Linked DNA regions of Homo sapiens: all the other regions are linked to region 1. Evidence: chromatin loops called from intact Hi-C (ENCODE). Cell type or tissue: CD4-positive, alpha-beta T cell. All regions are shown on one strand. Each heading gives the region's core, and the rest is flanking DNA. Links, peaks and the distances in the headings are about the cores only.

Region 1 (11,033 bases), core at 1,089-9,088:
CCTAAAATCATCAAAGGGAGGCAAAACAGAAAAAGACACCCAGAATGCAAATAGCCTCAATTTGGACTATGAGTAAATTATAATATATCAAACAAACTTGGTAAGTTTGAGTTTTAGGTCAGCATATTAGTATTATCAAATTAAATGTCTTTCAAAGGATTGACTTATAGTAGTTAATGGCAGACAAAAATCATTATCTTAAAACAAATAAATTTGATTAATTAATTTATTTTGTTTTGAGATGGAGTCTTGCTCTGTCACTCAGGCTGGAGTGCAGTGGCCCGATCTCAGCTCACTACAACCTCTGCCTCCCAGGTTCAAGCGATTCTCCTGCCTCAGCCTCCCGAATAGCTGGGACTACAGGCGCACGCCAACACGCCCAGCTAATTTTTGTATTATTATTATTATTATTATTTTTTTTTTTTTTTTAAGCAGAGACAGGATTTCACCTGGTCTTGAACTTCTGATTTAGGTGATCTGCCAACCTCAGCCTCCCAAAGCTCTGAGATTACAGGCGTGAGCCACTGTGTCCGGCCTAAATTCGATTTTAATATGGTTTTGAAAATGTTACTAAATACTGACTTCTAATAATATCAGTGATATGAATTGGACACTAAATTGCCAACTAATGACTATTTCAAGGTTCCATATTAACTTTAAAGCAGATGCTATTTGCACACCCAGTTTACCTGAAAAATAGATACATTCAAATACCTGGAGACCTGTGCAGGTAAAGTGCAGTCCATGTGCCTTATTCCTCAAAATGCACACATTAGAAAGGATTATACTCTTTGTAGAGAAGAGAAATACAACTCTAGCTTAAGCAAAAACGCGTTTTATTGGAAGTGTACTGCTATAGACCTCTGAGTTGAAGGAAGATGCTTGTTTTTCTATCCTTGTGTTAACAACATTCTCTCAAATAAGTGGTGGGTCCAGGAACTGTAAACTCAAATCTTTAAATCTTTATGAGCAGAAGAAAAAGAAGTCTCTTTCTCCCAGCTGTAGTTTGAAATAGCTTAAGAGAAGAATTCTGACAGACCCAGCAGGGCTCAGCTACCCCTTCCCAGTCACTGTGGTCAGCAAATTTGTCATTCCTACCTCATAATAATTTTAGCGAATGCTTGCTACATTCCAGAAACTATGAAAAGCATTTTACATGGATATTTCAATCATTATGATAATCCCATTAGTTGTTTGCTATTGTTATTCTTAATTTGCAAATTAAAAACTGGCACAGAGAAATTAAGTCACCTAATGCCCCACAGCTGAAAAGTGACAGGACAATGCAATCTGAATCAGATCCAAGCTTTAAACCACACAGGTGGGCTTTGTGGGACAAGGAGGTAATAAGCCTGTTGTAGGAGACAGAATACTTACAGAAAAAAATTAGCCAAAAATTAGCCGTGGTCGGGCACAGTGGCTCGCGCCTGTAATCCCAGCACTTTTGGAGGCCGAGGCGGGCAGATCACGAGGTCAGGAGTTCGAGACCAGCCTGGCCAACATAGTGAAACCACGTCTCTACTAAAAGTACAAAAAATTAGCCGGACGTGGTGGCGAGCGCCTGTAATCCCAGCTACTCGGTAGGCTGAGGCAGGAGAATCTCTTGAACCTGCAAGGCAAGGTTGCAGTGAGCCGAGATCATGCCATTGCACTCCAGCCCGGTCGACAGTGTGAGACTCCGTCTCAAAAAATAAAATAAAATAAAGTAAAGTAGAGTAGAGTAGAGTAGAGTAGAGTAGAGTAGAGTAGAGTAGAGTAGAGTAGAGTAAAGTAAAGTAAAAAGTAAAGTAAAGTAAAGTAAAATAAAATAAAATAAAATAAAATAAATAAAATAGAGGAAAAATGAGCCATGGTCAAACTGACTCTTGAGGACCACTTCAAGGACAGTAGTCATGACTTTACCCACAATCGCTTCTTCTGGGCTTGGCGCGGTGGCTCCCTCCTGCAATCCCAGCACTTTGGGAGGCCAGGGCAGGTGGATCACATGAGGCCAGGAGTTCGAAACCAGCCTAGCCAACGTGGCGTAACTCCATCTTTACTAAAAATACAAAAATTAGCCGAGTGTGGTTGCACGCTCCTGTAATCCCAGCTACTTGGGAGGCTGAGGCAGGAGAATTGCTTGAACCGGGGAGGCAGATGTTGCAGTGAGCTAAGATTGCTCCACTGCACTCTGGCCTGGGTGACATAGCGAGACTCTGTCTCAAAACAAGACAAAACAAAACAAGTAACTTCTCCTGAATCCTTCTTTCTCCTTCCATGATACTTGAGCAGTGAAATGATGACAACATTTACACTACTGAACATATTTTGTTGTCTTTTTTCTTTCTCCTCTTTCTTCTTATAAAGCCTGTTCATTTAAATGATTCCAAGTTTAATACACATGTGGCATGAATGTGACTGTGCAGCATATCCAGTATTTTATCTCCAGACTCTAGTGAAAGGCTAGATTAGTACCTTTTAATGAGGATGTGGGAGAGCCAGGGACATGGTGGCATGGGAATGGGAATGGTGGCAATTATTTGAGATGGAGCGATGAGGCTCGGGAAGTTTCTCCTGGGAGACAAAGGTGGTGCCTAGAAAGGGGGTGGCCTGGAAAACAAATTGCTGTATTTTACCATTATTTAAATATGGGGGCAACTCTAATAAAAAGGCAGGAAAAGGTTAATGTTTACTCTGTGGACCAAATGCTCAAAAATATACATTAACTCTGTTCATCTTCATAATGCCCCCTGTGAAGGAGGTCTCCCCACCTCCAATTTAAAGATGAAAGCTCAGGGAGGTAAAATAAGTTGGCCTAGGTTACATGGCTAGAAAGTGATAGAACAGTACATGGGAGATGAGCAGAGATTTGACTCCAAAATTAGTTTTTTTCCACTATAACAGACTGACCCAGGAAATCAATCCTTTAAGTTCTAATTTTTAAAAAACTACTAAAATGTCTGGAAAACAATCTTCAAGGAAACATAAAATATATTCTATATTAGAGAAGTGTTTGCTAGTTTAAACACTGATAACCTTTTGTAACCATATATATTTGTAAAGGGACTACCAAAAGGTGGGGAATAAGGGGATTATCAAATGGAGGTGTATTCAGAGGATTAAAGTTTGACTTCCTATATGAATAGAAAACAAACATAAATTTCGTATAGAGAGGTTTTGTATCTGGACAACTTTGGCTAGGTGTTGACAGCAAGGGTGCCTGGCCTAGCTGCCCTCTGCTGCCCGTGGGCTCTCTCTAAGGCTAACTTGCCCACAGAGTTCCTACACTGCGAGTGAAATCTCGAATAATTTAGGGCTGCCTGAATCACCTGATGCTTTCCAAGGGAGGAATTTCACTTAAAATAAGATGGCTTATGGTCTATTTCCTGGCAATTTGGAAAGATTTGCACTACACTGATTGCCCATTATGCAGTAACTGTGTTTTGTCAGATACTCATTTATTTTAATGCAAGTTTGCTTTATCCAGCCAGTTTGTTGACTGTTCCTTCCTGAGTAGGTCTGTAATCTAAACTTTAAAGGAGGATTAAGCTTCATGGTATTTACTTAACTAAGCATTGTCATTGTTGTCATTGTGTTATATCCTCTTATGTATTTGTTACCTGGAGAAAAAAAGACTTTTTTTTTTTTTTAAATATGGGCCTTCCTGTTACATTTAAATGAAAGCCTTTGTGGCTTTGAAAAAAATTGTTCTATGATCTGAAACTGTCATTTAAATAGAACCAAGAGTTAACATAGACTACAATGCTTTTAATCACGTTTTTTGTTTTTGTGTGGTTTTTTTTTTTTTTTTTTTTTTTTTTTACTGTTCTATGCACCCATAAATAACGGAAGAAATACAACATAGCTAATCTTTTCTCTTTTAATCTCTGAAATACCATGAATAGTTAGCAGGCCAACAAAAAATAATTACAACTCTGTTAGTCATATTTGGTCCACACCTTTCCAGGAATTGCATTGGTTTTCAGTATCCCTTTGAAAATAACCTATGCTTTTAATGGAAAACCTGCTTATCTCTTCTGCATGACTTATAGCCCCAAGGCAAATAGAATATACAGCTGTGTTTTGGAAACTTTTTAATATTAATTGTTCATGAATCAGAAGAAACAGAAGAGTTCAGTAAATGTTTGAATGAGAGAAAAAGAATGAGTAAATGTTGCTCCATAAAACTTATTCACATCTCATAAAATCCCAAATTCACCAGTTTCTCATTTTCTTCCAATCAACTTTCATCAACTTTTATTATCATATTATATAATTTCCAGATATTGTTTTTTTTATTTTTTTATTTTTTTGAGACGGAGTCTCAATCTGTCATCCAGGCTGGAGTGCAGTGGCGTGATATCAGCTCAGTGCAACCTCCACCTCCCAGGTTCAAGCGATTATCCTGCCTCAGCCTCCGAGTAGCGGGGATTACAGGCATGTGGCACCATGCCTGGCTAATTTTTGTATTTTTAGTAGAGATGGGGTTTCACCATGTTGGCCAGGCTGGTCTCAAACTTTTTAAAATTTTCTAACAGAAACACTATGTGTTTCAGTGAAGTCGGAGACCCCCACAGCTTCAAAGATGAATCATGACTGGTTTTTAGGGCCAGTTATATTTTATGTGACCCGTTTCACTTACAGGTATTGGTTTAGTAGAAGCAGATGATCCAATTCTGGACAATTATATATTTGAGGAGACCTGGTAAGAAATGATTTCTGGTTCTTAAAAAATTAAAAGACTCAAGGAAGAAATAGCTCCTTGTGTTTCTGGACATCATGTGTGAGGGCATGACCCTTTGAACTGCTGCAGCCAGTTTGCCACCATGAGGCTACCTGCGCAAGGACAGGAGCCAACCCGCTGTGGTTAGCAGAGAAAAAAGATGAAAAGAACCTGGCTCTTTGAGCTATGGGTACGGAACTGACACACAAGCTTCCTGTTATGGGAACTGATATGCTGTAGCCACGTAAGCAAGAAGTTCTGTTACCAGCAGCTAAGCACAACCTAACTGATACTCTTTATTATTTGTATAAAATGCTACAGATAGATGAATTGCCATAAATCTGTCACTCCAGGGTTTGGACTGAAATCTGAGTGGGACAGGCAGAGAGAGTGGAGAATGGAAGGGGGAGAGAGATGATATAGACCTAGGATAATTCCCATATAACTTATAAACCCTGGATATTACATGAATACAAAAATGTGCTGAGATAAGCTTCACTCTTCAGTGAAGAAAAAAACTGACCTCTGAGAAAATATTTTGGAAGATAGGCACCTCATAATTTGTCTTAGGAAGAGAAATGTTCCAACTTCTCTTTGACACATGTTTCAACACAAATGGGTTAATAGAAGCTCCAACTCTTTTGAAAGGTAGTTGCACCCACTGGGTTGTGAAGACAGATAGCTGGAGAAGAAAGGTAACTAGAGGGAACAGGTGCAGGTACAAAAATCAGGCCAGTGTACCTGGGCTTGAGAAATCATGGAGACCAGGTCAGGGGGTGAAACTGAGCTAGAGAGATGGGTAGGAATCAGACTATGGGGAATCCGGCAGGGCATGCAAGAAATTTTATTGTATTAAGATAAAATCTAGTGAAGGGTGGCACATAAAAGCTTTTTTTTTTAAATTTAACAATGTGAAGCTTTGAATTCTGTATATGGAATACATTACTTTGTTCACTGACGAAATGATTCATCTATTAAAGAAGACAAAACAACTGAAAAAGACTCATTTTTGAATGCAGTGATTCCCATTCTAGGAATTCAGCTTAAGGAAAGAATCTGACAAGTAGTCGAAGATTATGTGCCAGGGTCTTTATCACAGGATTATTTATATTAATAAGAACAAGAGACAACCAAATAGCACACAAAAACGGAAAGACAATTAATTCATAAGACTTTCTTGCAATTGGATTTTAGGCAGCAATTAAGATTATTTGAAGAATATTTGATGTCATGAGAAAATGCTCATAAAAAGTCGAGGTGGGGAGAAGAGTATCATGCAAAACTAAATACAAAGCATGAATCATATTTTGGGAAAAAGGGAGGTAAAGGGGAACAAATTTATATTTATATGCATAGGAACAATCCCCATTCCCCCTGCCACACACACATACAGTGAAAAATATGACTAGGCCGGGCGCGGTGGCTTATGCCTATAATCCCAACACTTTGGGAGGTCGAGGCGGGAGGATCATGAGGTCAGGAGTTTGAGACCAGCCTGACCAACATGGTGAAACCCCGTCTCTACTAAAAATACAAAAATTAGCTGGGCATGGTGGTGCATGCCTATAATCCCAGCTACTCAGGAGGCTGAGGCAGGAGAATTGCTTGAATCCGGGAGGCGGAGCTTGCAGTGAGCTGAGATCATGCCACTGCACTCCAGCCTGGGCGACAGAGCAAGACCCCATCTCAAAAAAAAAAAAAAAAAGAAAAATATGACTAGAATTAAATTCAGTGTAGCTACAATATTTATTCCCAGAGAGTAGGCATTAGACAGTTGTCTTATGTATAAGCATGTAAACATGGATTGTTTTACATGTTGAAAATAATGATTTGTAAATCAAAACACAAAAGCTAAAAGTAGTTGAAAATTAAATTTCAAGAAAAAATAATTACTTATAATGTGAGCAAGGAGAAAATATGGTATTCTCAGGAAATAAGCAATATTATGGCACCAACCATAATATAGAATACATATGGGAAAAGCCTTTACGGAAATGGAAAGCAAGATGTTACACTGCTGTGGAAATAATTAAGTTACAGTTAAACTAGAAAATATTTTACATATATAATATCAAATGTCATTTATATATTATAAATGACATTAATGTTTATGTATCTATACATTACGCATACATTACCTAAAATATATTATGTTTATTATACACATATATGAAATACAATTTTATATATGACAATTTTGTTTGTATCTATTTCAGGGAAGCAGTAATGTCTCTAGCAGCAGGGAATAATAGCTAACTGATAAAGTAGTAAAGCACAGACCTAAGACTATGCATTCTGCTTCCCTTCTTTTATAAAAGCTGTAGTATATACCCTTATTAACTCTGTATCTGTAGGTATAATAAGAATGATCTCACTCCAAAATTCCTACTTTTTAGAGTTTATTTTTATTTTTTTTTTACTTTTATTTTAGATTCGTGGGTACATGTGCAGGTTTGTTATATAGGTAAATTGTGTGTTACAGGGCTTTGGTGTACAGATTATTTTGTCACTCAGGTAATCAGCATAGTAGGTAGATTTCGATCCTCACCCTCTTCCCTCCCTCCACCCGCAAGTAGACCCCAATGTCTAATGTTCCCTTCTTTGTGTCCATGGGTACTCAGTGTTTAGCTCCCGCTTATAAGTAAGAACATTCAGTATTTGGTGTTCTGTTCCTATGTTAGTTCACTTAGGATAATGGCCTCTAGATCTATCCATGTTACTGCAAAGGATGTGACCTCATTCTTTTTTTATGACTGCATTGTATTCCATGGTACATATCTACCACATTTTCTTTATCCAGTCCACTATTGATGAGCATTTAGGTTGATGCCATGTCTTTGCTATTGTGAATAGTGCTGCGATAAACATACGCATGCATGTGTCTTTCTGGTACAATTATTTTAGATTTTACATCTGAGAAAGTGAGGTAAATTTTTTCCAAGTTGCAAAATTATTTAGTGTCAGCAAGAGTCTAAGATCCCTGGGCTCTTGATGCTGATAGAGTTTCCACTAAACCGCAATGATGCGACACTTGAGGAAAAGTTCTGCAACACCAGAGTAAGTGGCATATAAAAAGTGTTTGATATTTTTGTGCTGTGTAAATAAATAAATAATGGAAAAATCCTCTGAGTCTAAGAATGTCCTGGATTCAAGTCTTATTTCTTCTATTGGTTATCAGGTGGCCTTCTGTTTTTCACATAACATCGCTGTGCCTCGGTTTCTTATTTGTAAGATAAAGAGATTATATTCAATATTCTGTCGTGTAATTGAGGTGGCCTGAAGAATGACGTGACTGGGGAGAACAACACGGCTCTGGCAAGGATGTATTGTTATTTTTGTCTTGCTCATCCAAATAGTTCATCTTCCTTTATCTTGGTCCATTTATGCTGTTGTAACAAAATATTCAAGACTGGGTAATTTAGAAAGAACAGAAATCAATTTTCTCACAGTTCTGGAGCTGAGAGGTCCAAGATCAAGGCATCAGCAGATTTGGTTGTTTGGATAGCGCTGCTCTCAGTCGCATTGCTGCGTCCCACAGTGGGGAGGGATGCTGTGTCCTCACCTGGAGGAAGGCAGAAGGCAAACGAGCCAACTCCCCATGAAGCCTCTTTCATAAGGACCTTAATCCCACTCATGAGGAAAGAGGCCTCATGGCCTAATCCCCTGCCAAACACCACACCAATGCTATGACATTGGCAACACCTAAATTTTGGAGGGGACACATTCAAACCGTACCATCCTGGGAGCTCCATATAAGTAGTTGAGCTATTGCAACCGAGCAGTAGCTGAATAACTATTATGTATCCATGAGAACTTACAGTAAGTGAAAAAATGATTACAGATGAATTTAGGGAGAGTCCAAGAGTGACACTTTCATTGTTGTAGTTGGAAAGAGCCCACAGGGGAAATGGGGAAGAAGAACAATTTGACTTAAGGGAAGAGACTTTGGGGATAAGCACATGTAATGAATTCTCAAGAGAAAACGCAATGTAACTGCTTCTGAAAGACTTTTACAAAAATATTCATTTGATAAGTAAGATATGAATGAAAAAGGCAATAAAGAAAGATAGTTGGACAGTGACATACTAAAAAAAGCTTTTATTGTATTATCTGTAGGGAGAAAGTGCCCTATGCTAGAGGAAGTTAATTTTTTTTTTCTCTAAGTAAAGAACTGTAAAACCATAACTGGATTTAAGCCCACCCTTCCAAAATTAGAGGCAATGGTAGAACTAGGGTCTCATGAAACTTCCCAAATTAAATTTTGTTTGACAGTAGAAACAATGATAAAAATAATAGTGGAACCTATTTTTAAGGTTATTGTAAGGATTAAATAAATTAATACAGATAAATTCCTTAGTGACAACAGTATCTGGCATATAATAAGTCCTGCACTAGTGTTAGCTCTCATTATTACTATTGTCTTTGTCACTATTGATGTTATTATTTGGTCTGAAACATATCCAGGTTGGTCTTTCTACCTTTCTGGCAAAATTAATTATGGTTTGTTATTAAACAAATATAATCTGTAACTTTTGATTACATGGTTTCTACTTACTTTTGAATAGAACAATCCATTCTGTTGACTAGATGAATCAGTTTATTTAAATTAAACATGTAGGAAGCCTCTTACTTGCTGTAGCAAAGCATGTGTAGCTATATTTTTCTGCTGATCAAAATGAAATAAAAGTCAAACTACTATTTTTTTTTGTTTCAGCTATGAATGCCTGGTCTTATCTGAGAGATCACGGGCTCTTCACGGGGTATTTTGCTAGCTGGGAGGGTATAGAAGTCAACTCAAATCCATTCTTGAAACTTAAACATCTTCCCACACAATTGAACTTTAATTTCTAAGAATCAAATTTCTATTTGCAAGTACCTAAGAAATATGAATCACTTTTTTAGTTCACTGAATGACACAGGTCCTGAGGTCTTCGAGATACAATATCCAAGCAATAACAAGTCACTTTCACATTTTAGAAAGTAACCACCCTACTAAAAGAAGTAGAGGGAGTCCACCTGTCATTTCCTTTCTGCTTTCAGTATGAATGAAATCAGTCCCACATAATGTATTCTGGGTCCTAATGAAAATTCTAACTAATTTCCTACATGAAGTGAAATTTTCTGAAAATAATTTGTTGTTTCATATAGATTTTTACAGAATTATTAACTAAAACTATAGGAAAAATAGGTTTTCTCCAGCTGGTAAGACAAGGAACATATCTCAAAGTTTACAAATTCAGAAGTTCTTTGATTTAGAGGTTTGAAGCTTTTCAGCTTTGGGTGAACCTTAAGAAACAGCATTTAAAAACCCTTACATATGGGGAAACAAATTAACAATAATTGGGTTTATAAAAGTGTTAGGTGCTGTTCTAAGTGCTTAGTTGTATAATTCATTTGGTAGTTATTTTCAGGTTTAAATGTTAACTATTCATTGGAAATAATATACATATATATTGTAACAATAAACAGTGTTTTAAAATTTATTTACATATCACGGAAAAATTGATAACCCTTGACTTTAAAAAATACCCAAAGAAAGAGAGACACTTTTTCTCATTCTTATATTTTATTTGCCTTTCTCTTTCAACACAGTTCTCTCATGCAACACACTACATTTTTCTTACCCAAATTCTATTTTTGCATTACCAAGTTTGTATGTGTTCTGTGGCATTTGTACAATCAACATAATGCTGTTACTGGGGAAGAAAGTGCAAATTACATGTGAACTGCCCCAGAACTGGGTAGGTAATTTCATGAAGATACAATATCTGTGACTCCATTAAAAGGACACCAAACATACTTTGCCTACAAATAGTCATGGAGTATTAGGGATGGAAAGGCTCTTAGCCTTCATCTGTCACAATTCTTCTCTTGAGAAAAAAGGAAGATTTTAGCCCAGAATGGGTAAATAATTGTTTGTAATGAGAATCAGTGACAGACTTGGGACTAAATCCAAAGTCTTCTAAGTTCTGACTGTGAATTCACTGTTCTCCCAATATACTTGCATTAATACTTTGTGACAGGATTGTTTCTGCTGCCTTCACAGTATGTTCACCAGCACTGGGTTTTTTGTTGTTGTTGTTGTTCTGCTTGCTTTGCTACTTATTCAGGTTATCAATTGATTTATGTATTGATAATGCTATAATAAAAAAAGTCTTGGGAGATCTGGTGAATGAGGTTCAGGGAATATCTCTGTGCAACTAGGCTTATGACTGGGCAAGTAATTTATTTATGTTTTATTTATTTATTTTTTATTATTATTATACTTTAAGTTTTAGGGTACATGTGCACAACATGCAGGTTTGTTACATATGTATACATGTGCCGTGTT
Region 2 (11,033 bases), core at 1-8,000, 110 kb before region 1:
TTTGTCAAAAATATATATATTTAAAACTAGAAGTAATCTATTTTGGTTTTAGCAGCAACTTTTGCTTTGTATATTTTTGTCACTGTGAAACATTTTTTACTTTGATTCAGTTTCATACATTTTTAAAACTACCATCTAAATGCGATTTTGGAAATCTTGTAAGTGTGTTGTAAAGGAGGAGGACAGAATGTTTCGCTTTTAATGAGGCCTGTTTTCATACTGGATTGCATCCATTGATATTCTTATTTTTCCATATTTTGCATCAACTGTCCATTGAGGTTTTTAATGGTTTACTTTACTTTTTCTATTTAGATCAAATTTACAAGCATAAAACATTACATAAATTTAGGTAAATCTCCTAACTTCATCAAAACTATATATAGATATTTGATGGCCAAATTCTGTGGACTTTGGCATTGGAGGGTAGCGGTATGTGGAGTCAATGGATGGGAATGGTGGCATCTTTATGACTTAATTTCCCAGTATAAAGTCTTTCTTTTTAAATAGTTAAACATCATAACACATTGCCCAGGTATTAGGTTCTTATAAATGCACCATTGTATTCTGGCTTTTTCTCCTACAGCCAATCTTAAACTATCTCTTCAAGCTCAGTGTAAAATATAGACAGGTAAAGGGGAAGATCTTGGTATGGAATCCTAGGAAGCTGCTTCAAGTTGAAATACAAAGTGAGACTTATACAACAGCTTTTCTACCAGTAATTAAAAAGCCTAATGTCTTTGGAGTATTATTAAGTTGACTGATTTTTGTACAGGACTCCACATTATCTTCATTTAATAACTTTCCAAGAAGTATTTGCAGAGGGAATAACAGTAGTCCATATTTAAGTGTGCAGTAGCCCCCCCTTTATCCACGGGGGCTACGTTTCATGGACCCCAGTGGATGCCCAAAACAACGTTGAACCCTATATATACCACGTTTTTTCTATACATACATACTTACGATAAAGTTTAATTTATTAATTAGGCACAGCAAGAGATTAACAACAATATCTAATAATAAAATAGAACAAATATAACAATATACTTTAATAAAAATTAGGTGAATAAAAGTTCTCTCTCTCAAAATACCTTGTTATACTATATTCACCCTTCTTTCTGTGATCTGTCAATCTGATAACCTAGAGGACTACCAAGTGACCAGGAGCGTACTAGACTATCTCCTAGATGCAGATTTTCAGGATACCAAGCCTTACAACAGTTTTCAATGGGAAGGGTATGAAAATGGCTTATTTCCACGGTTAAAATTTAAGGCAACTGCACTGCAAAATTCCAACCTATAGTTGTCAGCACTGAGTATATGACAATAATTCCTAGCAAGGGACAACTGAGATCCAGTGCCATGCTCTCTCTTAACAAGTCTTCCCATTCTTTCTTACTTTGTATTGTCACTTTGGGTCTTTTGCATGTCCAATGACAAAGCCATCACAAAACTCTCAAAAACTGATCCTATAATGACAGCAGTGTTTCACTTTATAAACTCAAGTACTCCAAACAGTAATTGAGATCAGAACAGAAATATGAACGGTACGTGTGCATTTTAAAATAATATTAGTAACAAAATGATTAATTTATTAAATGAACTAACCATATTGCCACACAAAGACAGCCCAGTATGCAGGCTCAAGGCCTGAAGAGTGGAATATAAACACATGTACTCCAAACAAGAAGAAAGTGGGCACTGGATAGCACTTCTAAGAATACTTAATTGTGTGCATATTTTTTTGTTGTTGTAATTTGGATGAATTCCAACTTTTCTGAAAGAAAACATTTGCTTACATATTAAGAAAATATATAGCAGAAAAACAGAAAGGTAACAAATACCAATTTTTTTCTTTTTAAAGAAAATATTTAAATTATTTTAATGGGTGAATATACATGAAAATGATCCATTCAGTTCACTCTGCTTAATAAAAGTTATTTCAAATAAAAAAGTCATTGTAAGTCAGGGTGTTACTATTTACATATCTTATCCATATTGTCTTTATATGTTTCTTCTTTATGTTGAAGCTTGTTAGCAGTTTATGGTTTGTTAAAAATGGCTGATGCCACTAAGCTCAAAGTAAATGAACATTTATGTGCCAAAGGCCCCCTATAGACTGGTTAGTACGTATGCCAAGGAAACAAATCTCAGATAACTGGATTTTCATTTTAGCTTTGTGGATTACCTTGAATGCGTTATATATTTGTATTAACATAAGAAAATATAAATAATGTCTTTCACGTAACAAAATAATTCTATGTCTTAGGTGAAATAACTCCACTCATATTTTCCCCTGCCAAATAAAAAGTGCTGAGCACAATCTTTCATGTAAGATCTCATTTCTCCTTTTAAACTTCTCCTATGAATGAAAACCAAATGGCAACGCAGCATTGAAAACCAATGCCTACAAAAAGTACACAGAGTTTGTAACATTAAAAAAAAGCAGGAGCTAATGACACATAACAGGTAAATAAAGGGGGAGGGGACCCCTGAACTTATACCAGGCGTCCAGGATAACCCTCTTGAAGTCTATTAGAAACATGCATTCATCAGTACAGCTCTTTGAAGGGCTTGGAAGATGTGAGGTTTGAAGGAAAAACAAAATGCTATTTTTTTTAAAAAATAAAAAGTGCTGAAAAGGTAGGGCTGCTTGAATTGTTAACCAATTCAAACCTAAATGTTCTGGGTGAGACCTCCATTGCAATTTACCCAGAAGGTGGGAGAAATGTTTCTGATATATGTGGAATAAATACAGAAATCAGCAACATAATAGAAAAACAATGTGCCCTTCAACATCAAACTGACAACAGGAAAAATCTCTCCATGTTCTTCTTTCTTAGTTCATGCGTTTATTAAACACACACATGTGAACTGCACCAGGTACTCTAAGTTGGAGAGCTTAGGTTGGTATAATCACAACCTTGGTGTGAGTCCATATCAATACATCTTTGAGTTAATAGTAATGCTATTAAAATAAATGGGCCGAACCATTGCGATTTTTAATCACTAGAAATTCCCTGATCTTATAAAGAGTTGCTCATTTGGAGTCCATTTTAAGTACTTTAAATCTTCGTTCAAAAATATTAGTAAATTTTTATTTTGCCTACACATTTGTTCATTCTACACACGCTACATCCAAACCTAGAGGGGAAATAGTAAAACTAACTTAAAATGAAAGATACTTTAACAACTACTTCTGCTTGCTTATTACATACATTGAATTGTTAAGATAGAAGAGAAAATAAACAAAGTCATTGTATTTTATTTTCTATGTAGGACACGGTGTCCAAGCAAAACAAACGGGGTTTGGTTGAACATGCAATACCGGATGTCGCCACTGGATGGCAATGCCAGCTTTTGTCTCTAAAATGTGCATGGTACCTTTGATGAGATTTAGCGCCACAACCCTTGGGTCCTAAGTTTCTCAGGACCATCAAAGTGTAAATACGCTGGGGTGAGTCTCCAGCACACATCTCGCATTCCTTTGGGATCTGTCGTCTTCTGGTGCACCCGATGCTAAGGCAGCCCATAAAGCTTCCTTATTTGCTATTACTCTTTGGGAACCTGATGTTCAATAGAATGCCAAGTTCATAAGAAGAAAAAAGGTTACAAAGAAAGTGAATAGGAGGTGAGATGGAAGTACAAATAGGGCACCAGATTCCTTTCCGCTGCTGAATGATGTTAAGCTTGCACAGGACCAACATCTCAAAAATATACTTGTTATGAATTCACTTTCTACCATATAGCAAGAATAGCCTTCACTCTTTTCAGCATTTTATAGTCTAAATCACTTGTTCTCACAAGCTATACACACACACATTCTGACATGTATACACACTTCAAATAAATGTTTGTAGTTGAGACAATTAGCTGATGACAGTTTAGTTTTCCACAGTGAATTGGTTTTAAACTTACAGTAAGGAAAAAACCTTTGAAAACATTATTTTAGGTATACTAAAGAAGCTAAAGGTTTTTACAACGAATTTTGTGTGGTGTTAAAATATATAAATATCTAAATTTGTATTAATTCAAAGATTAATGATAATTATGAAGGTGTTAGATATTATCTGGAACAATGAATCACTTCTGTTCAGAGAAGGAAGGATTTAATGCCAAATAACTTTGCTTAGTTATATGGATGGGAAACATGAGTGGGGTAAAATGATCACATTTTTAAGGTAAAATAAAGAGGGAGAAAATTTGTGTAAATATATGAAATAAAAAAAATTGATAAATTTAATTATCCTTAGTTCAGGAAACACATTTATCTATAACTCCTTATTACTATTTTAACATATAAAAACTTTGGCAAGCAGCATGTCATGCTTTTCTAGTAAACAAAACTTAATAATTAACTTTTACAATTAGCTGACATCTATGGAAGTTACAGTTTGCACTAGGCCTCTTATATATCTTTCATTTGCTTGTGAAAATGATGTTCACACCCCTCTGATGGAAGATGAAATGGTTAAGAATACCACAGAATAGCAAAACAAAACTTGAAACAACAACAAAACTAGAATGAAAATTTGAAGCATATTATAGTATGTTTAAGTTTAGCTAGCACGGGAAAAAATGTTTTTAAATACCAAATTTCAAATTAAGTTTTCTTATTCTTCACAACACAAAACACTAGCTGAATAAACATATATTATTCAATGAGTAGTAGGCATATAAAAGGAAAATTTTCTCTCTGTTAATATAAGCCACTTTTAATTTTGCATGCACAGATTTTGTCACTAGATCAAGAGATATTTTTGCATATACCTTACATGGATATATTTGGATTTGTAAAAACAAACTAGGCAAGATAAAGCCAGGTTTTGAATATTTATTTTTTGTTTACTTCCCACAAGAAGTCCATACCTTATGGGACAACAAACCAGTCAAGTATATTTGGGGTTTCCTGATTAAGAACCAGAAGGAGGCTGGACAACTGTAGCTCACGCCTGTAATCCTAGCATTTTGGGAGGCCGAGGCAGGTGGGTTGCCTGAGGTCAGGAGTTCAAGACCAGCCTGGCCAACATGGCAAAACCCCGTCTCAGTTACTCGGGAGGCTGAGGCAGGAGAATCACTTGAACCCGGGGGCAGAGGTTGCAGTCAGCTGAGATCGCACCACTTCACTCCAGCCTGGGCGAAAGAGCAAAACTCCGTTTCAAGAAACAACAACAACAATAATAAGAACCTGAAGGGACTGCTTCTGTCTTTCCATCACACTGGCAGATTCTTGCATAGAAGTGTGGCCTTATTCAGGAGCACTTGGAAACAACCAAGGCAGATCTACTTTGTGCTCTTAGATAATTGACTGAGTAAAAATACTAATTTTCAAAACTTGCTTCACTTTCATCACAAAGCCAGATATAAATGGAGACAAAGTATTTGGTGCATATTTTAATTTTCTATTTATTTGAAAACTAAAGTTGTATGGACTAAACTTTGTTTACATAAAGTAAGGTGAATTTGTAATACTGTCATATACACATGAAATACTATCATATGACATTTCATATATATGACATATATATGAAAGTCTGTCTAATATATGAAATCAAACAGATAATTCAAGCTAAAATCACTCCCCTTGGGGATCAGCAATCTCCCTTTTAATGTATATATTGATGTATGATTTAAAAACTTTTCATTTTTTAGAGTCCTAAGTTTCAGCTTCAATTTTTCTAGGGAAAATTTAGTCAAAGGTTTATGACTTCAAAGGATTGAAGAAATACCCTAATCTGAAATCTTGGAAAATGGAAAATGAGATCCTAAATATTTTTTCTCGTTATCTGTTGACCTTATACCTGAGAAGTAACTTTTAATTTTAAATTTCTTAGATCACAAAAGGATATTTCAGATTTCAAGAAATCATTGCTTCTAATGCTTCTAAAACATTGATTGCTTCTAATGCTTCTAAAACATTGATATTTGATCTTGATATTGAAAACAAATATCAATGTTTTAGAAGCACTATAAGCAATAATTTCTTTCTAAATCTTGACACTCGCTAAGAATGTAATGATGAGAGTGAACAGTACTTTGAATTTGTGTGTTTAGGCAAGCACACATACACACATATATGAGAAGACACATGACTTCTAGGACCACATAACTCAGAGTAGGGCTATATGTTGATGTTGCAATTTGGGAAATGATGCTTTATATATATACATATGTGTGTGTGTGTGTGTGTGTGTGTGTGTGTGTGTGTGTGTGTGTGTATATATATATAAATTTTGCATGGGATGGCGTTTTCCCGCGACTTATATGTTTGCCTGTTAATGCATGACAATAAATGCCAGTTGCATTAAATATGTCATTTAAGGAATAGAATATTAAAAGTGTATCACTGGATATGGACTTTGCGCTTGTTCACACACACCACCACCATCCCACAGAAGAAGACAGTGCAGACAGAACCCCGTCCTCAAAGGTCTTCAAGTTGAATGCAGATTGTAGGTTGCCCAATCTCTGTTGTTCTGTGCTTGGTTTGTATTGCAATGGCACTGGTTATCAGTAAGGCAAAGTATTCACTTTAGAGAATGTTTGAGAAAAGTTCTTTTAGAACAGCAGTGAAAGTAGCTCCACATTCCAGGAGGTTGCAGTTTTTATTTGCAGGATGTTTATGTATTTAGGCATTACATACATAAAAGTAAGAGTTCAAATTCTGACACAAGTAAATGATAAAAGTCAGGCAAATTCTTAAAGTCTTTCATAGTTGGAAAGTTCTTGGACAAATGGCTATCCATGTAGTGATTATACATTTTTAAGGCTATATTCTCCTTCCCCAGCCTTCCTGGTTCCCTAGGTACTGCCAAAGGATATTTTCAGTCCAATAAAATATACAGATTCCATAATTTGCCTCTATTCCTACTTGGCCTTCTTCATACTCATTTCACTGGGTTAATATTTGTTCTTAGCCATTTCCTCATTCTCTGGGTTGAACCCATCTTCTTGAAAGGTCACTTTCTCTGTGGGTCTCTAAACTACAAATAAAAATGTTTTTGAACTAAGGTCTTTACAAGGTTTGCAGAAGTCCTTTCATGATTTAAGAATAGTCAACAATTCAGACGTGAGCACTGATGGTGAAGAGCTGCCAAATGGGAAAGTTCAGGTCTTCAGCTCTATTTTCTCCTAAAACTTGTAAGCCAATACTCAGTGATATATTATAAAAGTGCCAGGAAGCCCATCAGGCATCTGAGGCAGTGGCATCAACTGCCAGAAGACTGGAGACAGAAGAGTTGCAAAGAAGAATGTTGTACTATTCAAAGAAATTATGACATAAGACTATTTTTTTCAATCTGAGTTCTTATGCATAAACCAAATAGAATGAGACTAAAATCCTAGCAACATGAAAGCAAAAACAGGAATTCCACGAGATCGTGCCACTACACTCCAGCCTGGGTGACAGAGCGAAACTCCGTCTCAAAAAACAAACAAACAAACAAAAAACCCCAAAACAGGAATTCCAGATACCTAATAACTTGCAGACAAATGTATAGACTCTTTCTAAATAGAAATCACCCAATTTAATAACTTTAGATGAAGAATTTTATTTATTTATTTATTTGTTTGTTTGTTTGTTTATTTATTTATTTATTTATTTTAAGATGGAGTCTTGCTCTGTTGCCCAGGCTGGAGTGCAGTGGTGTGATCTCGGCTCACTGCAACCTCCACCTCTGGGGTTCAAGTGATTCTCCTGCCTCAGCCTCCCTATAGCTGGGATTACAGTCACCCGCCACCACACCCGGTAATTTTTATATTTTTAGTAGAGATGGAGTTTCTCCATGTTAGTCAGGCTGGTCTTGAACTCTACCTCACGTGATCCACCCGTCTCAGCCTCTCAAAGTGCTGGGATTACAGGCGTGAGTCACTGCGCCTTGCTAGATGAACAAATTTTAGATTCTATATTTTAAACATATAAGCAATATTTTTGTTTTCAGTGTAACGGGGATATTACCTAATATGGAAGAGGAGCAAAGAAACACAGTAAGCCTCATGGAGCGGCAAAGAAATCTAGTTTAATAAAAAGTTCAATGTAAGAAAAGCACGGAGTAAGTTGCTTGTGCACTATTTGTGTGGTATTTTCCTCCAATCATTCTTTCTTATTATTTGCCTTAACACACACTATTAAAGCGTCCTGTATAACCACTTCCTAACTTTATATCTACAAGAATCTAATTTATTGTCATAGTTAAGTACTGCAGTATTAGAATTTATCTTACTGTACAGGATAACAAGCTTAAGATTATACCAATGTTTCTCCTGTATTGACATCATATAGGGCAGCCATCACATCTTCAAAACTACTTAATTTTTAGTGAATGTATCCCCACGCACATCTCTCCTAACACGTTGATTTTACTATTAAGATAGATTGTTCTAGATTAATTAATCTTTTCCATAAGTAGAAATTTTAATAATGCTATCATGTCCTAGGTGACTAAGAATACTTGATCTTGGGTGTATGAAAAAGCACCCAAGAACACCATATTGCCTATTTTCAAAGCTAAATCATGATAACAGAGTTAGTATGAGGAATCCTCTTACCTTGTTTTGGTAATGGACTCTCTTCCTTTGAAATGGTAACACTGCATTTGTGAATACTGTATTGCACTTGAAAAAAGCTGCTTTGTATTATAGTTATTTCTATTCCACATTTCCATATCTTACCAGAAACCCCCTACTGAAAACTTCCTTGAAGTAATAATTTTGATTTTAGCCTCCCATCTCTCAGTTTCTAGTATAATATCTTCTTTAAATATATTCATGCATTCAACAATTGTTCAGTGAGTGCTTACTGTAAGCTGTGCCTTCTGCTAAGCTAAGGGGATATAGCTAAGAACAAAACAGATGTAATCCTTTCCTTACATTACATATGATTAACACTGAGAAAGAAGCATGTAGTGACTTAAGCACTCAGAGTCTGTCCTCAGGCCTGAGTTCAATTCCTGCTTCAACTCCTACAAGTTAGTTTGTCATGCAACTTATTCCTCAGCTTTAGTTTATTCATCTGTAAAAAGATGGATAACTCTCACCCCAGAGATTTGTTGCAAATGCCAAACTGGATTACTTAAGTAAGATTTTAAATACAGTGCTGGGATATATGGAGTTTATAATAAGTGGAAGCTATATATTATTTAATATTTGTTAGCATCTTTTAAAAAATAATGCTATTGATAAACAGTTGTAACAACATGTTTAAGCAGAGATGATACATGGTCATTGGTTAAAATATTTATGGCTTATAATTTGTCTTATTAATGAAAACTCTTCTGCATATCTACTTATTGATTATGGTAAGAGAAAATTTCATAGGATTTTCCGAGAAACACTTCAAAATTTAATTTTGTACTTTGTGAATTTTGCTATGTTTATGCTTAAAAGTTCTCTTACTGCTCCAGGATTAGAAACATCACCACTTATTTTTTCATATTTTCTACAAAAATTTTTATTTGGTAAATTTTATTCCTTATGTTACCTTAAATTTACATTAAGTTAAAGTGTAAGATAAGGATCCAATTTAAGAATTATTTTCCAAAAGGCCAATTAATCCAAAATTATTTAGCAATATTACATCTGTTTATGTAATGTTTGTAAGATATTCATGATCATATAGCAAATTTTATATCTACTAGACATTAGAATTATATTGTTACTTATATTATGATATCCGTATGCTATTAGTATATAGACAAACAACTTATTTCTTTCATTGTGAACATCCCTGCTTTTTGGTCTTTTTTTATTTTTAATTTTTTTTTTTACTCTAAAAAGTCCCAATGACCTTTCAAGGTAGCTCTTAGCATGTTAAACAAATATATTTTAAAACTATAACAGGAAGTACCACAGTAATTTCAGATTCACATATCTCATTCATTAATTTTAAAATACTATCCATCTCTTAGCCTGCTGATGGACATCTTCTAAGTAAAAGTTTCAAAGCAAGTATCCATGGGCAGTTTATGTTCTAAATTCTGCATATCTGAGCAGGGAGGTCAGTGTTATACCAGCACATAAATTAGGTTGTACTCGGTTAAAATATCCTTAGATGACATATTTTTCTCTCAAAACTTTATCTCATTATGACATCATATTCTGGCACTCTGAGTTAAGTAGAATTGGAAACAGTGTAAATTTTTTACGTTTTGCCCATGTGGTTGTCAATTTTTTTCTTTAAAACTTGAAATTCAACAATTTTGCCAGTTTTATTCTAAGTTACTTTGTTTTTAATTTTGCGTGGCACTTAGTGAACACTTTTGACCCGTATATTCAAGTAATGTCTTTTGTTGCCGTTATGTTTTCTTGTTTGTTTTTAACTATGCAAAGTATTCTCCTCTAAATAATGATTAGCTTCAATTGCTTTGATTTATTCCCAGTGGAAGCTAATGATTTATATATTTTGACTTTTTGTTTTCTCTCCTCTATAGCATCTCTTATTATTGTTATTATATATTTTCTTGGTGTTTTTAGAGAACTGTCTACTTTATTAGTGATTTCATTTTCTACAATGTCAATTATGTTGCTCGCTACAGCCGAAGCCAATTTTAATTTTTCCACTGTGATATCTTCTGTCTCGCATTCTTTTATGTTTGTGCTGGCAGTGTTTATAGTTCAACACTCTTCTTTTTCTTTTATTTTCTCATTTATACTTATTTTACATATTTATGATAAATAGTTTTTTCTTACATGAAAAACTGCAGTCATTCGCTCAACTTTGATGTTTAAAAAATCATTGAAAAACGTAAAAATCTCACACTGTTAATGTTTGCAAAGGGCATTATTCCCTTGGACAGATATTACTGTCTGTCTTGGTGTTCTCAGAATCTCACAAACATTTGGGCTGCACCCCAGCCCCAACCCTGGCCCCGCTGCTGATATGTAGCTTTTTGAGACACATTCCATCATCAAGTAAACATTTAAACAGCTCAATTCCACAAAAATTAGGCAGAAATTACCCTGCTGCTGTTGTCCAGCATTTTTTTTTTTTTTTTTTTGAGACGGAGTCTTGCCCTGTTGCCCAGGCTGGAGTGCAATAG
Region 3 (11,033 bases), core at 3,034-11,033, 85 kb after region 1:
ATCAAAAAACCAACATCAGGATATTTTACTAGTGTGTTATTTATAATAATCCAATGTAGCTTGAGACCTTAAGGATGAGGTATACTTGAATTCAATTGCTAGAATTCCAGATGCTACCCAATAATATTCATTTTTATACTGGAGCAAGTAATTTTTTTGTGGAGCTAGCCATTGGAAACTAGGAAGCAATTTCATTTAAAGGAGAAAAAATAGATTTTATTGTATATTAATTTCCATGGAGAAGTCATTCTGATCATTCTGAAGCTCTTTTTCCATAAGGAAATGGAAACAATTTTTTCAGTTGTAGAGGACTTTAAAAATTTTATAGCAAATGGCTTAGTACTTGGCTAACCTTTTACTTTATACTGGAAATTACGGTAAAGATACTCCAGGATATACAATATGTTGATTTTTACCCTCTGTGGTAAATTAGATATTTTTAAATGGTATTAACCAAATATTTTAGATGCTATGAAAATGGGGAGAAACAAACATAGACAGAAGGAAATATTTCTTGATCATTCATTGTAATTCAAATAATATCCGTTACCCATAGATTTTTCAAAGGAATTAAACTTCTTTTGTATCATCCTCCTTGCCTACTTGAAAAGTTAAATGTTCCCTTGAAAGCTCCCCAGGGCCTGAAGATGTGTCCAGAGATGAATTTTCCATGGAGATTCTATCAACATAAAATGTTTTTAGTATTTAAGTGTGTGAATAATTAGTAAAGAGAGATTCATCAAATCTAAAACCCTATTTGTGGGACCTGTCCAGTCCATTTGGGGCATCATCTAGCTTTGTGCACGTTTGATTTTCTTAACCAACATGAGATTGTAGTCCTCATCATATAAATGAGAAGACAGAGTCTCGGTTACATCATTTGCCAAATAACAAATAATTGGTAAGTGTCTGAGACTAACCCCAGCTCTCCAACCAAGTGCACACTCTCCCCTCTACTTTTAACACTCTCTTTAGATGCACTGCAGACCTCATCCCCAGGAGCCGCTCCCACAGTGCTCCCCTTCCCGCTGTACACATTTCTGGGCTGAGTTTTCCTCTGGCCAGGTTCAGACACTACCTTGTGCCAGGGAGCACTCTCCTGTTCACTTCGAGGCTGATAGGGCTGTTTCTCTTCTCTCAACGTCTTGTCCCTGTGGGCCTTAAAAGGGCTGCATTTGAATTTAAGGAATTTACATGGCCACTGTAAATGGAATCAGTGATCTCTAAGAATCTCTCTATGATTCTTCCTACACTTAGTGAAAAATACGATGCCTTTTGCCAACTGGACTCATGAACGTAAATGTCACTGAATTATATTACACTATTTGCCTACCCACCCACAATTTTAATTTTCTCTACATTGCATCCCAAGCATCTTACCATTGTACTTTGTAGAGAATATCTGATCAAAAGATAGAATTAAATAAATAATTAATGAGCCAATAATAAGCATCTTAAATTGTTTCAGTCTGCCTAGTTATAAAATAGGACTTTATTTTTCATGGTTTGGTTAAAAAAATAAAAACTACATTATTATCATGTCCTTAAAATATTCCATTCTGAATTGTGCACCAGAGGTAAATTTCCACTTACTTCAGGTAGATTTTTTTTTTCTTTTTAGAAAAAGTAGGCTTACATACATGGTGTTAAATGTAGTTGTGGTTTGTATTTTCAGGAGCTGATATTAACTTATAAAACATAAACATGAAAGCCATTTTAAGTCTCTTCAAATCACTTGCTTACATAATGAAAAATTTCCTTGAATATATTAGTCCTCCCAAAATAAACTTAGCTTCTATTAGTCAGTTACATTGACATAAGTTCATTTAACAATATCTGGCTTATTACAGAAATAGTAGAAGATGTAGCATCTAAAGTCTGGACTATTTTATAGGATCAATTAAATTCATTTAAACCAAACATCACATATTTGCATTTAACTCTAATCATGCAATGAAGACAGCTCCATTCTCTGTTGCTTCCATTTTCCTTTCTTCTCTATTGTTGAACAAGTTTGTTTTCAACTCCAGTTCAGTTTCTTGGGCTCACTCAGTTCTTACTATTAAACTGTTAAAAAGTGTTAGTTTTACTAAATTCCTCTATTACACTTATTACTATATTTAAACCATTTTTTTATCTGAAGAAACTCCCTGGAAATAACCATTTTTTCCAACATATTGTCATGCCTTTAAAATAGTCTGCACAATTCTAAGAGTCACAAATTCAGTTTCTAGAACCATCGCTTTAGACTATCACAGTCAGGTAAGACATTACAGTTACAAAACAACTTTAAATTTTAAGTTGCTTATTATTCTAAGAAAATATCAGCTCTGTTTGGTTTTCATCACAGCACCCAGGAAACAAAAACAGGAGCTTCAAAAGAAGCGAAACTATTTTTTTAAATGATTAGGGGACTTTAGACAGTGTTAGACAATCCAGAGTGTTAATTACCTACAGTGAGTTGCTTAATTATATACCTCTGATAAAATTAATAAATGAACACTTTAAGATTTTAATTAAAATATTTTTGTAAAAATGATGTTTCCCCCCTCTCCTTAAGGGTATTTTTTAAAATTTAAGGAATGAATTATGCAGGAAAAAAATCCATTGTGTTTGTAAGATAGCCAGTTAGGTATAAATTTTGGCTTGATCCTTCCCAGATCATTTCACTCCCCACAACATGATTTTTCTTAATTAAAACCACAGTGGAATGATTCATTTAAGGAAGATAAAAGCAGAGCTCAAGGGTCAGCAGAATGACATAGTGGAAAGTGTCGATGTGGTCCCCTGGTATTTTCAAAGTTAGGAGGCAACTATTTCCTGGTTTGGTTCTGCCCACAGATCTCCCATAGAAATTCAAAAGAACTAATGAACACTCTGAGTCTATCAAAAGGAGAATAGGTCCCCAGAGAGTGGTTGATTTTAATAGTGTTGACTTTTACATCTCCGTCTTCACAATACTTAGCTTCATGGCCAAAGTTAATCCACCACATTTTAGTTATGGGAACAAATTTCAAAAATAGATCTTTCTTCAGCTGATAACAGAAAAGGATGGAAAAACTGGTCCAGTAGAGAGGAAGCAGTTCAAACAAGTACATATTAAGACAGTCTTTAAGGCTATGAGTAGCAATAGTTTCACTTGCATTGGGCCCACATCTGTAACATTCTTCCTTAAACGCACCAGCAATTCAAGGGTTAGTGATTAATACATAACTAAAGGTGAGAAAGAGAAAATTAAACTCTTCAAAGATATTTCCTAAATTTAACTTAAATTGTCTCTGGCCAAACACAAACCTTGAATATTTAGCTAAAAGAATTCCATATTTAAAATACATATGACTGAATTGGATGTAGTACTGATTCCCCCTGAAAATGACTACGTAAGGCCCATCAAGGTCTTAAATGAGGTTATTTAAAAGGTACTATCTGCATGACAGCATTACCTCTATTAAATCATATAAAACCCAAGGATGAAACAGGATGTCTCCTCAGTTGTGAAGGAGTATTTCTTATCCTTTCAACACAGTTATTCTAATCTGCAAGATTCTACTTTCTAAAGAAAGAACGTTTAAATACTTTGGTGAATGGTAATACATATCATGAAACCTATTTTACAAATGATACTTCTTGGGATTTTTTTTTAAAAAAAGATACACAGGACAGATGCATGTATTTATGAGGCTACATTTTAACTAAAAGACAAATGGCTGTTTCAGAGGTTTCCATCCCCAGCTAGTAAATTACAATGTCTGTGGCAAAAACCAGTGTATTTAAGGTTTCAAGATGACTTTTGTTATTCCTCTATGTCCCTGGTCACTTAGAAGTTTCTGAAAACCTTGTGTGTGTTTCAAGTCTGTTCAGGGTTAAACTCTATGTAGATATTTGGAGGTAAATCAATTCAGCCATTTTGAGTTGCACAAAGGAGGAAGAAAAAGACATTTTTTTGTGCTTCTTTCTACATTTATTTTACACTTATAGATACATAAAAATGGCTGAAAGTTTAAAATAATATTTATTTACCTAAAGGGAGGAATCAAAAAGTTAACTCTGAAAAAGAAGTTTAAAATAGCAGTGTTAGAAAAACATGGAGCCCATGAGTGAAAATATCTAAAAACTTGATGTCCAAGCTCTGTGGTTCATGTCAAAACAAAAGTTGTCAACTAAAAGAGAGATGGCTATGATAAAATTATAAATGATAAATTAGTTTTGCTTATAGAGATATAACTGTGTAAGTATAGTCAAATATAATTATACTTATATGGGATATAAATTATTTTATTTTATATTTAGAGAAAACAGATTCACATGTTGTCCTTTTGAGAGATAAAAACAGGAAGATAAGGTAAGAGAAGGCAGGTTTAGTAATTTTGAATCTAAAAGTGACATTTCCAATAGGGTGTGTCAAGTATATAAAGTCTGTTACATCTCTTTTAGGTGTTTCATGCGTATATTTATGTAGAATAAAGTGAGATTCCTCTATTGGCTTGACCCTACATAAGTCAACTAGTAAATTACTAGCCTTGGGGGTAAAAACCACCACTCCAGAGAAAACCTCCAGAAGTCCTGCTTTAATAGAGAAAGATATAATTGTGAAGATGCATTAGAATACTAACAGTGGAAGTCTGAGGAAAACATAAGAACAATGGAAATTGGGAAAATAAGCATTTTAAAGATAGAGCATTGAAGCAGAATCTAATAACCTACTTCTAATAAGCCTCTATGACTGAAAATGTAATTAAATGATCTAAATCTATACCTCAGTAAGTTTTTAAGAGTTTGTTCACATTTTAGGAAGCTAGTGGATTTTCCTGTACAGGCATCTCTGTCAAAAATTCCAGGGGGATAATAAGCTAGAAAATACATAATATATTTAAGCTCGTATTCTTGCTACAAAGGTTGGAGTTATTCCTGTGTGATTCATAATTTATTTAATACTATTGAAATTCCAATGGAAATGATTATTAAGGCCATGAAAGAGAGACTTGGTGAGAATAAATAAGTTTATTGGAGGAGCCCAACTGGGTGACTGCTGTCATATTTGGAATACTGTTGGAAAAGTCTTAGATTAGTAAGCCTTACACATTCTATCCACATAATGCCCAATTCCTGAATCTTTGGAAACATATGAGTATGTGGTTGAGTTTTTAGACTATTATCTGTATGTGACCATCAATTTCAACGTAAGTTAAAATCAGGAATCACAGTAATCACAATAGGACTGCTTTGTTAATTTTTCTTTTCATTTGCAGGATCTGCATTAAGTGGAATTTTATAAAATATGCTTTTACCAAAAGAGTAAAATTCTTAGCACATGAGACATATTTATTTGCTAAATATTTTGACATATTCTATATGTATCACTAATTTTACAGATATCTGAATATAGCATAAAACACTTACTACCAAACTCTAAGTGATTCAGAATCATGTAGCTCAGAACATGTTGTTCCCCAGACACTCATGAATTCCTTTAGTTCCGAAGTTTCATGCTTGGCAGACAACATAGCATTCCTTGGTATAAAATCATGCAGAGCAGTTTTCTATGCTATGAAGAAATTATAGAGACCAACTGAAATTCCTGTGTTTAGAGGTGAACCAACTAACTCCCAAAAATATCTAGTGACTTTTTAAGATCATGTATGTGATGATGACTAAAATTTTTTAAAATATGGGGCAAATGTTTGGAAGAAAAATATAGACATACTACTTATTTTGTTTTTAAGTATTCCCTCCCTCCCTTCTTCCCTTTCTCCCTTCCTTCCTCTTCCTTCCTTTATTCTTTCAGAACATTAGTAGAATATTTCTTGTATTGCTTCCAAATCTTTGAAGAATAAAACATATTTAAGTTGCTTGGCGGCAGTTTTAAAAGCTAGATGGCCATCTGGACTAGCTGATACCTTTAAATATAACCCCCAACCCACTTCCCGGCCCTTAAATTGTTTGAATCCAAAGCAAATATGTTCTCTTAAAATGACTGACTTCCGTTTAATAAGGGAGGTAGGTTGCAAATGGAAATCAATTGCCGGAATCTACTTCTTTCACAAAAAAAAATACACTATAAAGTGCATCAAAATATAGTAGTTAAAGGGAAATTAAATAATAAAGACTACTATTAAACCTTAAAGACAAATTTATTTCTCAATACAGATAGAGGTAATGACTTCTCAGGTGGATTAAAATCAATGACATTTCAGGAAACATGGTAAAAAATACCATTTAACTAAATAATTTATGAAATACTGAAGGAAAGGATGGAATAGAAGAATATTAATAAAATATTCTTTAGCATTTTGACTAAAACTTCTATATGATCTGAGCTATCAAATACTGAAATGGGCTTTAGAAAAATGCACTTTCAGAACTAATTTCTCTGTTCTTTCTCTTTTTTGTAGTAAGTCATACTCAAGGAAAATATTTGCTTGTTTGAGCATCTTGGTTACTTATAAACTGGGAAATCGGTAATGTAATGTGCTATGAAAAACAAAATTAGCCGGGAGTGGTGATGCGTGCCTGTGGTCCCAGCTACTCAGGAGGCTGAAGTGGGAAGATGGATTTAGCCCAACAGGTGGAGGCTGCAGTGAGCTGAGATTGTGCCACTGCACTCCAGCCTGGGTGACAGAATAGAAAGCTGTCTCAAAAAATAAAATAAAATAAAGAAAATCAACAAAAAAGAATGCTCTAGATACCTTCCATAATAATTCATAATTCAGTTATTTGAGTTTAAGCTTATTTTAATATATTTCATTTATCTGAAAATATTTTCATAGCTACTATAAAATCACAGTCTTGAAATCTATAAACATACTATAACCTAATGAGAAAACTTCACTTATGGCTCAGGATTTCTCATTCATTTGACAATTCAGAACATGTTGATCCTACCTCTCCTGTGGCTATTTTAATGGCATACTTGGAATTATAACGGTGTGGGCTTGCCATATCCGCCTTCCCACAATATACCATGCTACTTGTAAATAAAAATTACCCTATTATCTTTTAAGTTTTGAAGTACTTTGCACTGAATTTGTTCTGCAGAGCTAATCTTTATTTTAATAAAAATATTCATAGATTTATTCAAACAATATTAAACTGAGCAAAAATACAAACATTTCAAAGATTCCTAGAATATCAGATGAAAGGAAGGTTCCTATGCTTTCATCTTGCTGGTAATTCAATTAATAAAATGTTAAAACTTCTTGAAGACTTTACTTTAGAAAAATATAACCCTAGAATTTTGGCGCTATTTTTTTAAGCTACAAACTGTCATTGTTGGGACAGTAACCGTCCATATGTTGAAAGTAAATACAATTTTCACCTTTTAGCTCCTGGATTTAGGCCTAGTAAGCTTTCTAAATATTCACTAGAGGCATTCTGATAAGTATAGTTATCAATATACATTTATTAATTTTCTACCTGTTGTGTGATACTGCCCTTGGCAAAAGCGTAGAACAAGATGAGTTGATTCTAAGTGGTAAACTAACCAAGGCACTGCCAAGATGAGATGTACCTCAATTTCAATATCAACACAGCACTGATTTCAAAGGTGGGGGATGGGGAACCGTTTTTGAATAGCCAGCCTGTATATATCATTTAAAGCAAAATAAATAAAGCTGAGAACCAAGGCAAAGGTTCTTGGTGGTACTGCTGCACAGCAGGAAGTGGAAACACAGTTGAGATTGCTCTGCAAACTGTGTGTGTGTGTGTGTGTGTGTGTGTGTCTTTCACCTCTCACTTTGAAGGTTGAGTGGTGAAATGCCACAACTTTTTTTTTTTTTTTTAACTTCCCTTTCAGGGCACAGAACAGACTTAAAAAAAAAAAACCTGACAGCTAGATAGATGTTCATATGTACATCAAGGCATAATGAAAGAATAAAATGAATATGCTTTCTGATTTTGTACAAAACAATACTGTTTCAGTCTAAAATGAAAAGAATTATACTTCCAAAAGCAATACCATTACACACAAAAAACTGCAGTAGATTACTTTAAAAAGGAAACAAGACTTGTTTTGTTTTTTCAAATTCTGATTCTTGAACATCCACATTCTTAATATTTCTTTCCAAAATTTAGATATAACATCAGAGAATGACATCCTTCAAAATAAATTGTGCAACAGAAAACTTGAAGCGACAGGTTTTATTCCTGCTTGCTTGGTTCAAAAAATATGCTAATATTACTTGAGGAAGTAGAATAAGAGATACAGAAGGATTCTCCAGAAAGTGAATAATCTTGGAGTTCACATTTTTTCTTATTGACTCACTCGATTTTTTTTTCTCAGCCATTCTTTCAATGGTGTATTCAACATACAGTCAACCGTATGAAGGAACATAGGCCACTTTAGTAATCATCAGGAAGTCTTAAAGCATGAACAGCGTTCAAGACAGAAAGAAAAAAGTTGACTGGGTGCGGTGGCTCACGCCTGTAATCCCATAGCTTTGGGAGGCCGAGGCGAGTGGATCATCTGAGGTCAGGAGTTTGGGACCAGCCTGGCCTACGTGGCAAAACCCCGTCTCTACTAAAAAATACAAAAATTAGCTGGGTGCAGTGGCAGGCGCCTGTAATCCCAGCTACTTGGGAGGCTAAGGCAGGAGAATCCTTGAACCCGGGAGGCAGAGGTTGCAGTTAGCCGAGATTGCGCTGTTGCGCTCTAGCCTAGGACACGGAGCAAGACTCTGCCTCAAAAAAAAAAAAAAAAAAAAAAAAAAAGTTACAAGATAGAGTCTCACAAAATTTGTTAGTTTACTAAATAGTCTGCCATCAGCATCACCAAGCTTCATCCGGATAGATTTTCCCCAAAACCCAGGGAATGCATCACTATATTTTGTTTATGTCCTTCTTCAACCTAAGGTGAGCTTTGCTTTTGTTTTGTAGTATTACATATGTTTCTAGAAACCTGAGATTATGGTAAAGCTGGTAGGTTATCTTCCATTCTTGAAGCATAATGTCTTACTCAGATGATCTGGGTTTGCTTTCTAAGTATTTTAGTCTGTTTCTCAATCCTGGAAATTGGAGAGAGAGGAAGATTCCTGGAATAATCATTGGTCTGCATTAAAGAGCCACATATTTAGCCACTCAACTTTTTGTTATCTTTGTCCTTATTGAAGCATTAGTGTCAACCCTAAATTCACTGAAGCTAAACACAGATTCTTTCTCTGCCCTGGATGTTGGAAAAAAAATGGTGGTGATATCCACCATTTGCATTGATAACTGAGACTAGGTCATTTGACTGAGATGGGCAGGTATCTCTTTCCTTCAGCACTTGTTCATGTAGGTTCTTCTTACTGGTGAAAGAGAAATAATTTTCACTAGAGAAAGAGCCTTAGGTCAAACACACATGAATGCCTGTGCTCCCCCTGGCCCTGCTTGGGATTTACTGGGAATACTCTAACTTCCTGCTAAGAATTTGGTGTGTTAATCTAAAGAACATTGTGTGCTTTTTTAGTGTAAGAATCTATAAAAGATTTAGTGAGGACTTGGGAACTAACACTTGGTCCCTCTTTCTGGTAGTAGTAAACAGCTATAGTATTTAATTGTCTTAACCTGGGAAACTTCACAGGATATGAGATTTCAATGGGTTTGATGTTGGTTTAAGTTTTGGAGATGTTTAGGAGTGCCCCCTGTTTCAGGACCACTTCCGGCCCCCTAAAAGACTACTGTTGGTTAGACAAGATATATACCTTTCAAAAAATAAGGGAATTAATTTATGCTCAGTCAATTGCCCATTCTTTCTGTATCTTAAAATAGGATGCCAAGAATAACTGAGAAGCTTATCTGGGTGATTGCGTAGAGTATTCCTACATACAGCAAAATCTATATATGGCAAATAATTGAAAAGTCTCACTACAACTTTGTGGCTACTTGCATGTGCAGATAGCTTCAGAGTATGTGGGGTAAGTGACATATATACATCTCTGTGTCTCTCTCTCTCTCTCTCTCTCTCTCTCTCTCTCTCTCTCTATATATATATATATATATATATATATATGAATACAGGCTTGGTGGCCATACACGCAAGATAATATTTGATGTCACAGACCCGACACAGCACTGAGAAAAACAAGAAAAGGGGAAAGGGAAGTATTGCTCTAGACAGGAAGGGGTTTTGGCAGAGTTAAAGGTCCAGAATGAAGCTGAATATGGTTGTGTTTGTTTCACTGCAGTCCCTCATATAAGGTGAACAATGGTTAATAATAAGAGCTTACATTAACAGCATTTAACATGTGCCAGGCACTGTTTGACATGCTTTAACAAGTATGAACTTTGGTAATCCTCACAATAGGATATGAGTGCTAATGTTACCCCATCTCACAGATTTAGAAAAAAAAATCTCACAGATTTAGAAAAAAAAAACAAAAACTGAAGTTGGGTTTAAGTAACTTCAGGTTAAGCAACTGAAACAGAGTGAGCTCATGGGTTTCCCAGCTCACCCAAGCTGGTATCCAGCAAGTTATGTTCCCGAGTTCTGAGCCACTGCAGTTTACTGCCTCTCAAATAGGCACAGCTGAGCCTGTTAAAATTATTATTTTATATTAATCATATTTTAATCATTTGTTTTCAATGAAACACAGGAAAGATCCATTTTCTTTTTCCAAATTCTCACCTCTCTGAACTGCCCCTTTTTTTTCCAGTCATTAGCCACAACCATTCACATTGATAGTTACTTTAGAAAGTGAGAGGATGTTGTTAAAAACTATTTTATTGTGAAAATAATCTGTACCCACCGAGGAAAATTTGGAAACTGTAAAGATATAATTGAGTGGGAGTGGGAAATAACACTGTATTTTTTTCCCTTAAGCAACTCACTATTAATATTTTGGAGATATTTCCCTCTAACTCTTTCTCTTACCACTAAATAATTTATGATCATTATATATATGTAATATTTACTGCTTTTTCACCTACACATTTTTCAAGACTCCAAAACATCCTCTGTATATTTGACTGCATATTGATTCCGCCACACTGATTCACTCAGTAACAATCTAGTATTTACTATTTGCTGGTTACTGTTCTATACAATAAGGAGCAGAAGA

The links. Hi-C counts contacts between places; a loop is a spot of excess contacts. Peaks named below come from ENCODE experiments on the same cell type or tissue, not always from the same donor. Only the 100,000 strongest peaks of a DNase experiment are listed, where the experiment ranks them.
Region 2: it touches region 1 in a loop (3-fold over the local background); 3 of 110 quality-filtered maps call a loop at or near these places.
Region 3: it touches region 1 in a loop (6-fold over the local background); 6 of 110 quality-filtered maps call a loop at or near these places.

Annotation. Positions count from the first base shown.
Region 1 is chr10:9,090,329-9,101,361 of GRCh38, reverse strand. No RefSeq gene overlaps it. Among named protein-coding and RNA genes, the nearest start is that of LINC00709, 180 kb to the left of the region's middle. In CD4-positive, alpha-beta T cell, for the core only: no CTCF peak of the experiment used is centred there; DNase peaks (open chromatin) are centred at 3,681 and 4,871; H3K27ac peaks cover 432 bases.
Region 2 is chr10:9,201,695-9,212,727 of GRCh38, reverse strand. All of the region lies in intron 4 of LOC101928272 (a long non-coding RNA gene), which reads left to right. Among named protein-coding and RNA genes, the nearest start is that of LINC00709, 68 kb to the left of the region's middle. In CD4-positive, alpha-beta T cell, for the core only: CTCF peaks have their summits at 3,131 and 3,333 (motif pointing right); a DNase peak (open chromatin) is centred at 3,347.
Region 3 is chr10:9,006,971-9,018,003 of GRCh38, reverse strand. No RefSeq gene overlaps it. Among named protein-coding and RNA genes, the nearest start is that of LINC02676, 110 kb to the right of the region's middle. In CD4-positive, alpha-beta T cell, for the core only: no CTCF peak of the experiment used is centred there; a DNase peak (open chromatin) is centred at 7,703.